2 separate regions of the Homo sapiens genome follow, and region 1 is linked to region 2. A link is a contact called in ENCODE Hi-C or POLR2A ChIA-PET data. All regions are on one chromosome and are shown on one strand. Each heading gives the region's core, a stretch centred on a gene start or an enhancer-like site at or near the end of the contact. The rest is flanking DNA. Distances are from core to core; before and after follow the strand shown.

Region 1 (5,654 bases), core at 1,013-3,512, 250 kb after region 2:
GCCTCAGCCTTCTGAGTAGCTGAGATTACAGGCGCCCACCACCACACCCAGCTAATTTTTGTATTTTTAATAGAGATGGGGTTTCACCATGTTGGCCAGGTTGGTCTCAAACTCCTGACCTCGGGTGATCCGCCTGCCTTGGCATCCCAAAGTGCTGGGGTTACAAGCATGATCCATCACGACTGGCCTACAGTGTTTTCATTCTGAAGCTCAAAAAAATCAGCATGTAATCAGCACATGAATTTTCATAATTGTCCTGTTAAGTGCACAAAGGGAGATCCAAATGAATCCAAGAAAACAGGGCTCACATGTTTCTACACATTAGAAGGGAATGGAGAAGGGAACAGGGTAAGGACGAGAATGAAAGCTAAAAAATGTCGGCAAATGTTAATAATGAAAACTTTAAACCCTGAAAAAGGAAGGATAATAATAGCTTTCTCTGAGTCAGCTTTCAATCTGCACAGAATATCATCGCTAACAGGGATCTAAACTTACCAAAAAAAAAAAAAAAAGGCGGAGGGGAAGAGAAAGAATTTTTTTCTAACTTCCCTTTTGTAGATTAATTACCAATTTATTCACCAGTTGGTGATTTGGCATCATTTCGAGTCAAAACAAATGCTTTTGTGTAGACTAAAGTTCACTGGTAAATTTAAACTAAAAATAAGATTTTCAAAAGTATTTTTAAACCGAATTTAGAAATTTAAAACATTTTTAAGACTTTCAAAAACTGTATGTTACTAAAAGTAACATTGACCCTTGATATTTATCTGAGGAATTCTCTGGAGGAAAAAAAGGATTTCATCCTGGAGATAAATTGGGCCAACTCATCTGTAGTCTTTGGTTTAATTAGCTAAACTCTTCCAGATGGAGAACATTTGAAGCAAAGGAATATTTCTGAGCCCCCTGGAAGTGTTAATAAACACAATAATATGTTACATGTAAAAGAAAATGTGCCCTTTATCTTTGAGGAAGTGTTTGGTAGCATTATAATTTTCAGTTTGACTATTGAAGAAAAAAGCTCTCATTTTATTCAACATTCAACAAACAAATACTGAGTGCTTGCTTTTCGCCAGTGCTAAACACCAAGACAGGACAGGACCCCTGCCTTTATGGAATCTCACAATTCCACCAGAATTTGCACTCCCACCAGAATTTGCCTGGCACATAGTAGCAGCTGGGTAAGTATTTGTCGAATACGTGAGTGAATGATACAGACACTTGAATAAGGAATTGTATTCGTAAAGATTTGAACAAATTACTATGGTCAGAGGGAAGCATGGGGGCCTCAAGCTGTCAGAGAAGGCTTTGCAAAGGAGTTTGTCAGATAGGAGCAGGAAAGACTTGCAGACACAGAAAATGGCACTTGCAAAGTCAGGGAGAGAAGAAACAGTAACATATATTTAGGCAACAGCTAGTAATTTGTGTGGTTGGAGAGTAATGTGTATAAGGAATGTGCCCAGAAGGTAGTAAGACCACAAAGATGGGTTGGGGCTTATTTGAGGAGGACCCTGAAAACCTGCTAAGGTTAGACTTGACCCTTTAGTATGTGTTGGTGTTTTAGAAAGATAACTCGAGACATAGTATTAGAGGATACACAGAAGGAGAGAAGGAAGGAAAAGATACCAAGGGTTAAGTGCCATGTTTGTGCCCATCCCTAGGCTAGATCCTCTATGTATTTATATTAAACTCATTTAATCCTTGCAATACTCCCATTGGTTACCTAATATTGTCCTTATTTTCAGCGGGAAACATTCAGAGAAATTATGCAATTTCCCCCAGACCATACAGTTAATAAAAGATGGGACTAGGATTTGAAACCAGGGTTCTAAAAAAATCTTGTTGGAGAATAAAAATACCAATGGACTCATACAAATTAGTATTAGGGAAAATAAACAGTAGAAGACTGGAGAAAGTGAATATTAAGAAAGACACACATGTAAGACGCAAGGGGAAAAAAGCATGACTATACAAAAGGATATTTACAGTAAGGAGATACAACACAGGAAGTGGAAAGATAATCACAGAAAAACCACAACATGTGTTTTTAAAATGCAAAGCCCCTGGGAAGAGAAAGCAAATGATACAATAATGCCATTCACTCTGGCATCCTGTGCATTTGGTTTTGCTCTTTACTCTTTTTTTTTAACTTTAAACAATTTGTTATGAGAGTAACAAAGATACGGCTTATGATCTTGTAACTCTAATGCTCTAAATCAGAAACAGATGGTGCCTAGTGTACCCTGTTTCCTAGAAACTGCAGAACTTTGAGGACAACACCCTCTCTGCACTGCACCACTGATTTCAGTTCCTTCACAGATACTAATACATGGCTAAATAACGTGGTTGCTGAGTATTGTATTGGAATATCTGTTTTCCTTGCTCGGGAATCTTTTTGAAGTTTAAAACTTTTCTCCATTTTTATTCCTTTTTCTGATTCAAAAAGTAATTCCTTTTTATTGTGACAATTTTTAAAAATATGGAACAAAGAAAAAAATAAAAATCCCCATTCCCTTCCCACCCAGCAATAACCAACGACCACTGTTAACATGTTGACAACATTCTTCTAGTTATTTTTCTGCACACACAAACACACTTCATAGAAAACTGAATGTATAGAAATTGTTTTCTAATTGTTTTGTTCACTGAGCAATAAATACTTTACATTTTTTCACATCATCAAATGTTTATGATAATTGCCAGTATTCCATCATATTGGAGAAGTTAATTTATTTATCTTCCCACTTTTTCATTCAACAAATTCTTTTATTTTTTTTTGAGACGAGTCTCGCTCTGTGGCCCATGCTGGAGTGTAGTGGCATGATCTCGACTCACTGCAACTTCTGCCTCCTAGGTTCAAGCGATTCTCCTGCCTCAGCCTCCCAAGTAGCTGGGATTACAGGCATGCACCACCACGCCCAGCTAATTTTTGTACTTTTAGTAGAGACGGGGTTTCACCATGTTGGCCAACTGGTCTCAAACTCTTAACCTCAGGTGATCCACCCGCCTCGGCCTCTTAAAGTGCTGGGATTACAGGCGTGAGCCACCATGCCTGACCCTCTTTCAACAAATTCTAATTAACACCTACTATTTGTCAGAAATGTGCTCAGCACTGGATACACAGTGGTGAGCAAAGCAGGCAAAGATCTTGCCCCCATGGAGTTTAAAGTCCTCTATTGACCTATAGTTTGCTTGAGAACTTTTTTTATTTTAAAAAAATAGCACAGTGAGGCTGGGCGCCGTGGCTCAAACCTGTAATCCCAGCACTTTGGGAGGCCGAGGCAGGCGGATCACAAGGTCAGGAGTTCGAGACCAGCCTGGCCAACATGGTGAAACCCTGTCTCTACTAAAAATACAAAAATTAGCCAGGTGTGGTGGCACACACCTTTAATCCCAGCTACTCAGGACGTTGAGGCAGAAGAATCGCTGGAACCCAGGAGGCAGAGGTTGCAGTGAGCTGAGATCGCACCACTGCACTCCAGCCTGGGTGACAGACTGAGTGAGACTCCGCCTCAAAAAAAAAAAAGCTCAGTGAAATCTGGCAAACACTACCTCAGCTAAGTGACTAAGCTTAACATAATCAGCGAAAAGTCACGCAGACAGCATGTACCCCTGCTGCTGTGCTGGGACAAGAATGGCACTTTACCTCTGTGGTCTTCCTCTCATAACCCTAATCTAATCATGATTTTTTAAGAGAAAAATCAGACAAAAGACATTCTACAAAATACTTGTTCAGTACTTCTCAAAACTGTCAAGGGGAATTCCTGACTAGCTTGGGCAACATAGAGAGATTCCATCTCTACAAAACATTTAAAAATTAGCCAGGCATGGTGGCATGTGCCTGTAGTCCCAGCTACCCAGGAGGCTGAGGCGGGAGGATCACTTGAGCCTGGGAGATTGAGGCTGCAGTGAGCTATGATCATGCCACTGCACTCCAGTCTGAGCGACAGAATGAGACCTTGTCTCTTAAAATTGGGGGAAAAAAAGTATGGATTTTAGTTAATAATACTGTATCAATATTGGTTTATTAGTTTGGGCATGGTGGCTCATGCCTGTAATCCCAGCACCTTGGGAAGCTGAGGTGGGCAGATCACTTGAGGTCAAGAATTCAAGACCAGCCTGGCCAAAATGGTGAAACCCCATCTCTACTAAAAATACAAAAACTAGCCAGGCATGGTGGCAGGCATCTGTAATCCCAGCTATTCTGGAGACTGAGGCAGGAGAATTGCTTGAATCAGGGAGGTGGAGATTGCACTGAGCCGAGATCAGGCCACTGCACTCCAGCCTGGGTGACAGAGCGAGACTCTGTCTCAAAAATATATATATATATGTATTGGTTCATTAGTTGTGACCAATGTTTCATACTGTTACAGATAGGAAAGGGGTCCCGATCCAGACCCCAAGAGAGGGTTCTTGGATCTCACACAAGAAAGACTTCAGGGTGAGTCCGCAGTGCAAAGCAAAAACAAGTGTATTAGGAAAGTAAAGTGGTGAAAGGACAGCTACTCCATAGACAGAGTAGGATGTTCCCAAAAGTAAGAGGAGGAACGCATCCACCCTAGGTACAAAGCTTGTATATATGGGGAGATGTGCTCTGCTACAAGGGTTTGTGATAAAGGATTAAGTTTTTTTAATTACTATATTTTTCAAAAATCAATATTATTATCTTTAAAGCAAAATTAGGAATGCCTTTGTTCTCCAGATATCGGGATATCTGGACACTCCCAAGTCTGGGTCTGTTCAGTAAGCATTATTAATTTGTCCCCTTAGCCGTAAACATCTAGAGGTTAGGAATGCCTAACTTTCTGAGAATGTAGCTCAGCAAGTCCTGGCCTCATTTTTCCAGCCCTCACTCAAAATGGAGTCGCTCTGTTTCGAACGCCTCTGACAATACTAACATAAACTGTTAACAATAGGGGAGCTGGGGAGAGAGAATAGATGGAGTATACGGGAAATCTCTGTACTACCTTTACAATTTCTTTGTAAATCTAAACCTATTCTAAAATTAAATGTTTATTTTGGGAAAAAAAGCAAACACTGTGACAGTCATCCTTGTTTTTTGTTTGTTTTTGAGTCTCGCTCTGTTGCCCAGGCTGGAGTGTAGTGGCGCGATTTCAGCTCATTGCAACCTCCGCCTCCCAGGTTTAAGCGATTCTCCTGCCTCAGCCTCCTGAGCAGCTGGGATCACAGGCACGTGCCACCACACCCGGCTAATTTTTTTGTATTTTTAGTAGAGACAGGGTTTCACCATGTTGGCCAGCCTAGTCTCGAACTCCTGACCTCAGGTGATCCACCCGCCTTGGCCTCCCAAAGTGCTGGGATTATAGGCATGAGCCACCACGCCCGTCAATCCTTGTATCTTGAAGCATATCTGTGATTGTTTCCTTAGGATAAAACTCTGAGTGAAATTGCTGAGTCAACTGTACTGTACACATATTTTTATCCACTAGAGATTGTTCTTTTGAAATGTTATAGATGTTTTTCTGACTTTTTAAAGATGTTTATACCTATACCTTTATCTTAGCATTTTCCTAGTTGTGAACCAGGAAACCTAAGAGATCATGAAGCCCAGAGGCCTCATTTTACAGATGAGGAAACTGAGGCCCAGAGAAATGAAGTGACTTGCCAAGGCCAAGTGGTTAGTTAACAGTGGGAAC
Region 2 (5,763 bases), core at 2,411-4,910:
TTGAAAGAATCTAGGAGACCCCTAGAGATCTCTGAACCACAGTTTTAGAATCAATTATCTAACCCAGGTATCAGCAATGTTTTTCTGTAAGGGCCACAGAATAAATATTTCAGGCTTTACAAGCCACAAATTCTCCATTGCCACTACTCAATTCTAGCATGAAAGCAGCCATAGGCAGACTCAATAAAACTTTACTTACAAAAACAGAAAGTGATCTATATTTGGCCCAAGGACCATTATTATCTGCCAACCCTGATTTAGAAAATAGAATGCCAGGCAGGTATTAAAACTGTCCTGTAGAAATGTATATACTAACAGGGAAGAATATTTGTAATATATTGGTGAGAAGCTACATGTAAAGGATGACCTTGATATTTGTAAAACAAAATAAAACATATATATGTATATACATATGCACACAGGCATGCATATATCTTAAAATTATAAAACTCGTATATCAAGTGATCAATGGTTATCTCCAGTTAATGATTTACTTGTTATTCTTTTCTTGTCTATGTTTTATATAATGAATATGCATTACTATCTTTATAAAAATTTTTAAAAAGATTTTCTTAGGTAATTAAAAGAAGAACAGTATTTGGAAAACATGACATTTATAAATTCTACCGATTTCCTTTAAGAAACATGACTGGCAGAAAAGCCTATGCTTACCAGTGCTACTGGGAGTTTTTTGAGATGCCCCATCAGTCCCATTAGATCCTTGTTCAGGTGTTCTTAAACTATCGTTGGCTCCAGAGCTTTCACCATCCTCACTGGTGTTTGTTTCCACCTGAGGTGTTCCAGTTCCATTCTGTTTATGAAAGGATTCTGCTGTACTGCTGATCTGCGTTATGCCATTTTCCCCTGTGGCAACAGTTGCTACTGAAGGGTCAGGAATTGGACTAGGGGCTATGCAAAGAAAGTAAACAATTAGATTAAAAATATATTTCTCCAGGAGACAGGGATGCCCCACCTCACAAAATATTTACACTGAAATGAAATGCACACTTGGAAAAACTGATCCCTCTCTTTCTCTTCTTTGTATCATCACCTACAACATGAGCCCCTCAGAAACTGCCATTTCTGGCCACATGGAGAGTACCTGGCCACGAGAGTGCAGAAGCTCCATGCTTACACTGCACACAGTCATTCACAGGAAAGGAGAGGAGGCGTGAGCTCCTATGGCCAAGAGCTCAGGCACTGAAGGAGAACCTTGGCCACACTGGCTGCTTTATCTTGAATTCATTACTAGTCTCCTAGAGTCTCTGTTCAGGGAGGTGCAGCAGAGACCACTCTTGACCCCCAAACTCCATTCCCCCATTTTCCCTTCATCATACTCCTGGAGATTTTTGGCCCTGTATATGCATAGCTGTTGGGAACAAAGACCACATTTCCCAGCCTCCCATGCAGCTAGATGTTGCATGTGACTAACTTCTGTCAAACAGAGTGTGACCAGACGTTCTGTCTGACTTCTAGCAAGTGTCCTTAAAGGGTGGAGCACAACCTTCTGCCCTTCCTCCTTCTTATAGCTGTAGTGTGGATGCGATGACTGGATCTCATGCTGCCTGGCTCTAGAACCAACACTGTGGCAGTGGCTGCAGCTTCCTGATCCCAGGATCACAGCTCAGAACATTCACCGCTGGATCCAGCAACTACAGCAGGGACTTCCTGATTCCTCCCTCTCTGCTTGCTGTCTATGACCAAGGTGGTGACTCTCTAGGGGGTCAGTTCTGCAGCCTTAGTCTGGGAGTAATTTCTCAGGGCCAGGCCTAAAGCCTCCTCCCCAGCTGTTATGAGCTGACTTGTGCTCCGCCACCCCCAAATTCATATGTTGAAGTCCTAACCCCCAAGACCTTGATCTTATTACAGCAGCCCTGGCAAACTAATACAGCGGCCCTTCCAATGACTCTGTAAACTCTCACTTCCCAGGGTAAATCCTTTCAGTTAAAATAGCTCATGATTTCTGTTTCCCGCAATTCTACTACCTACGGTAGATGTTTGAATAGAAGTGTTCTTCTGCAGCAGTGATTCAAGCCTGTACAAGGTACCCACCAGTTTATTTATTAAACTAATTAACAGGAAGAAAAACCAACGGCAGTACTCTTCCCATTGTTTGCACAGGCTCTAATTACCATTATTAATTGAGATTTGCTTTATTAGAAGATTTCAGCAAGATCTGCCCATATATGCTTCCATGAGTACAATCTAATTATTTTATCTCACAAACTGAGATTTTACCAATCAGGAAAAAAAAAGTTCCCAAATTTTGGGGAGAAACAAAAACCATGGTTTTTTTTTTTTTTCCTAAAAGGTACATTTTTTAAAAAACTACCAACTACTATTATTTTTAATTTTTTTTTTTTTTTTTTTTTTTTGAGATGGAGTTTCACTCTTGTTGCCCAGGCTGGAGTGCAATGGAGTGATCTCGGCTCACTGCAGCCTCCACCTCTCAGGCTCAAGCGATTCTCCTGCCTCAGCCTCCCAAGTAGCTGGGATTACAGGTGCATGCCACCACACCTGGCTAATTTTTTTGGTATTTTTAGTACAGATGGTGTTTCACCATGTTGGCCAAGCTGTTCTCGAACTCCTGAATTCAGGTGATCCACCTGCCTCAGCCTCCCAAAGTGCTGGGATTACAGGCATGAGCCACCAGGCCCGGCCTTCAATTCTTATAGAAATGTTTTATGACCAAAAAATTAGTAAGGACATAATCCAGGGATGGATGGTGCTTTCAACTGAATATATTTAAGCTTCCTTAAAAAACTTCTAGTCATATCCTTATTTTTCTCATTTTATTACCAGGGAATGAACCAGCACTGTCAGCAGTTGGGACTCAGCCCTGTGCATGAAAGCAAAACATGCGGGAGTCCAGGTCTCATTTTCCAAAGGTTATGACGATCTTCCACCCCATTCTTTAAATGTAGCAATGTAGCAACAAAAGGGCAATGTAGCAACACAAGAAAATACTTAAAGGATAACAGCACATAAACAATATACAAATAATGTATTACAATTTCAACTAAGTTAAATCGCCCACAGATGAGGCTAGAAAAAAATTACAGAAAATATAAATTTTCATCATGATTGCACAATTAATTAAAATTTTTTCTTTCATTTGTTGTTTCCACCCTCACTCCTACTTCTAAAGAAAAATTGGGGCCGGGCGTGGTGGCTCGCGCCTGTAATCCCAGCGCTTTGGGAGGCCAAGGCGGGCGGATCACCTGAGGTCAGGAGTTCAAGACCAACATGGGGAAGCCCCGTCTCTACTAAAAATACAAAAAATTAGCCGGACATGGTGGCACGTGCCTGTAATCCCAGCTACTTGCTAGGCTGAGGCAGGAGAATCACTTGAACCCGGGAGGCGGAGGTTGCAGTGAGCCGAGATGGCACCACTGCACTCCAGCCTGGGCTACAGAGCGAGGCTCCAACTCAAAAAAAAAGAAAAGAAAAAGAAAAAGAAAAATTGGAAACCGAGCAGGTTTTAATAAATTAGCATTTCACATTGCTGTTAATGTTGCTGTGTGTCCATTAGGGGGCAGTAGCGAACAACACAAGAATAGAGAGGAAAAGGGTACTCACTGCCACCTGCGCACAGGATCTGAAACAGAAAAAGAAAACGGAAGTCAGCAGATTCATTCAGCCATGGAAAATGCAAATCAGAAATAAAGCAGTTGAGGATTTAATAATGGGGGTGGGGTGGTAAGAAGCACATTAAGCAAAGGTCTGCTGGTCAGGGTTAGGCCGTCTTGGGACATTAAACACAGGGAATCATTGCAACCTCGGGGTCAATTACAAAGGATTAACTGGGTTATGTGGGGGCTGGCGGCTGCTGACTCCCAGTGCCCAGTGTTTCTCCCCAGACACATCCCCCCACCTCCAGCCCTCTCCCCGGAGCAACTCCCCAGGTCAGCACCTCCCTCCACCCACTGTGCGATGAGCTGAAGCAGAAGGACACAGAAGCAGAGACCAGATTGTCAGGGCCAAAAAAAGGGGGTTGGGTGGGGGGGATACCAAGCCCAGCACACCCCTTCCCCAGACCCATTTCCCAGTCCTGACAGCACAGTGGAAACCAGAAATCCACTGTGTTTGGGATTTTCATTGTACAAAAATTCATCTTCTTCTTTCCATCAGTAGGTGGCAGTAAAAATTTTTAATCACATGTCAAGCAGCTTTGGGAAGAATTAATGCTTGACACACAAGAGGCCTTAAAGGTTTAGCTGACAGTGTCAGCTGGGGAGGGGAGCAGCCCTCAAGGATATTCATTGTGATCCATAATTGTTTCCCTATACTTTAAAAATCTAAAGTGATTCAAGGTTGTACACTCTATTGTTTCACAAACACACCTTTTTGGTGAATAAGATTTTTTTTTTTAAGTAGGATCGTCACGAAGAATAAAATAATCAAAAAGGACCCTGGTGGAAAAAACCGTCCTCCTACTTTCCATGACACTTAGAATAAAATTCAAACTCAGCCACAGCCCACTAGCCCCTCTGGTCTCACTGCCCCCTCACATTCTCGAAACTGATTCTCCCCTAGAGCCTTTACATATTTATTCCCTCCCACAAACACACTCTGCCCAGACCTTTTCATGGCCTGCCCAAAACGCCACCTCCTCAGCAAGTCCTTCTCCGAGCAGCCATGGAAACCAACACCCCTCACTCTCTGTCCATCACTGACTCCTCCAACCACACTGTGTGCTCCATGAGAACAGAGATCTTGTCTGTGCCCCATGCCTAGAATGGTGGACCCAGTAGGCACTCAATAAACGGCACAGGAAGGAAAGAACGAGCCCAGAGGGGGAAAGTCTTGCCCCCAGGTCCTCCAATTCTCAAACTTCCCATTCCCACCTTCCACCCTACCATCAACTCCTTCGCGCCTCAGGCCTACCCTTTTTCAGCTCATCTTCCTCCTCCAGCCCCTGCCCTTTAATCTAGGCTGAGCCTCAATCCACAGTCTAGGATGGATCATAGGAGAGAGGCAGAAAAAAGAGAAGTCAATAGCTAGGCAAGTCGCACAGGGCAGCAAACATTTTTTTGCCCAGTAAGGGGAAAGATTAAAGTAAAAGCACTGTGGGAGGCTATACTTGCAAACGCATTCTGAGGATAAAAAGGAACTCTAACTTACTAAGCACCTACTATGTAACAGACACTGTGCTGGGCTTTCTACATCCCTTGTCTCAGCACAGAACCATGGAGTGATGGCTAAGAGCTGAGACCTGGACTCAGACCGCCTGAAGGAAGTCGTTCAGTGCCACTGCTTCTGGCCATGTAACTGCGGGCAGGTAGCTTGCTTAATTAACCTCTCTGTCCCTCCCTGTCTGTATCTGCCAACAGGATGATCTTTGTACCTGCCTTGCTTTGGCGAGAATTAAGTTAAATGATCTATTTGAGCTGCTGTTGTCATCATCATCATCCTTACATCTTCACTGCAACCCTGTGAGGTATTTTTATCCCCATTTTACAGGTAACACCACCGAGGCTCAGATCCTCCTGATAGAAACCAATGTGCAATCTGAAGCTCATACTCTCCCCAGCATTGTTTTCCAAAGTATTTTTTGAATAACTTTTTTCTTAAGAGACAAGGTCTCACTCTGTCACAGGCTGGAGTGCAGTGGTGCAATCACAGCTCACTGCATCCTTGATCCCACATGCTCAAGCGATCCTCTCACCTAAGCCTCCCAAGTAGCTGGGACTACAGGCATGCACCACCATGCCCAGCTAATTTTTTTATTTCTGTATGGGGACAGCATCTCACTTTGTTGCC

The links. A loop is a pair of places that touch in the nucleus more often than their neighbours do. ChIA-PET counts read pairs that join two places held with the same protein, here RNA polymerase II (POLR2A). Pooled maps may share reads with other maps.
Region 1: a loop to region 2 is called in a map of A673, with 4 times the contacts of the local background. The contact joins two enhancer-like sites. A Hi-C loop is called at or near these places in 26 of 168 maps with a recorded cell type or tissue (A673, B cell, CD4-positive, alpha-beta T cell and 18 more), 37 of 37 single-sample maps with no recorded cell type and 27 of 50 pooled maps. POLR2A ChIA-PET finds 5 or more read pairs at or near these places in 9 of 52 experiments (A673, GM12878, OCI-LY7 and 6 more).

The regions. Positions count from the first base shown.
Region 1 is chr11:47,859,904-47,865,557 of GRCh38, reverse strand. No RefSeq gene overlaps it. Among named protein-coding and RNA genes, the nearest start is that of NUP160, 14 kb to the right of the region's middle. RefSeq lists enhancers at 2,329-2,378, 3,764-3,833. Within about 2 kb of position 2,262, at least 4 of the 41 ENCODE cell types and tissues checked have a DNase peak (open chromatin) inside an H3K27ac peak, as active enhancers do; they include A673, B cell, CD8-positive, alpha-beta T cell and 1 more, where a contact is called at or near this core.
Region 2 is chr11:48,107,893-48,113,655 of GRCh38, reverse strand. PTPRJ (protein tyrosine phosphatase receptor type J) reads right to left here. Exons shown (of 25, transcript NM_002843.4): 2 at 3,580-3,598; 3 at 673-909. Among named protein-coding and RNA genes, the nearest start is that of MIR3161, 14 kb to the right of the region's middle. Within about 2 kb of position 3,660, at least 18 of the 41 ENCODE cell types and tissues checked have a DNase peak (open chromatin) inside an H3K27ac peak, as active enhancers do; they include A673, B cell, CD8-positive, alpha-beta T cell and 1 more, where a contact is called at or near this core.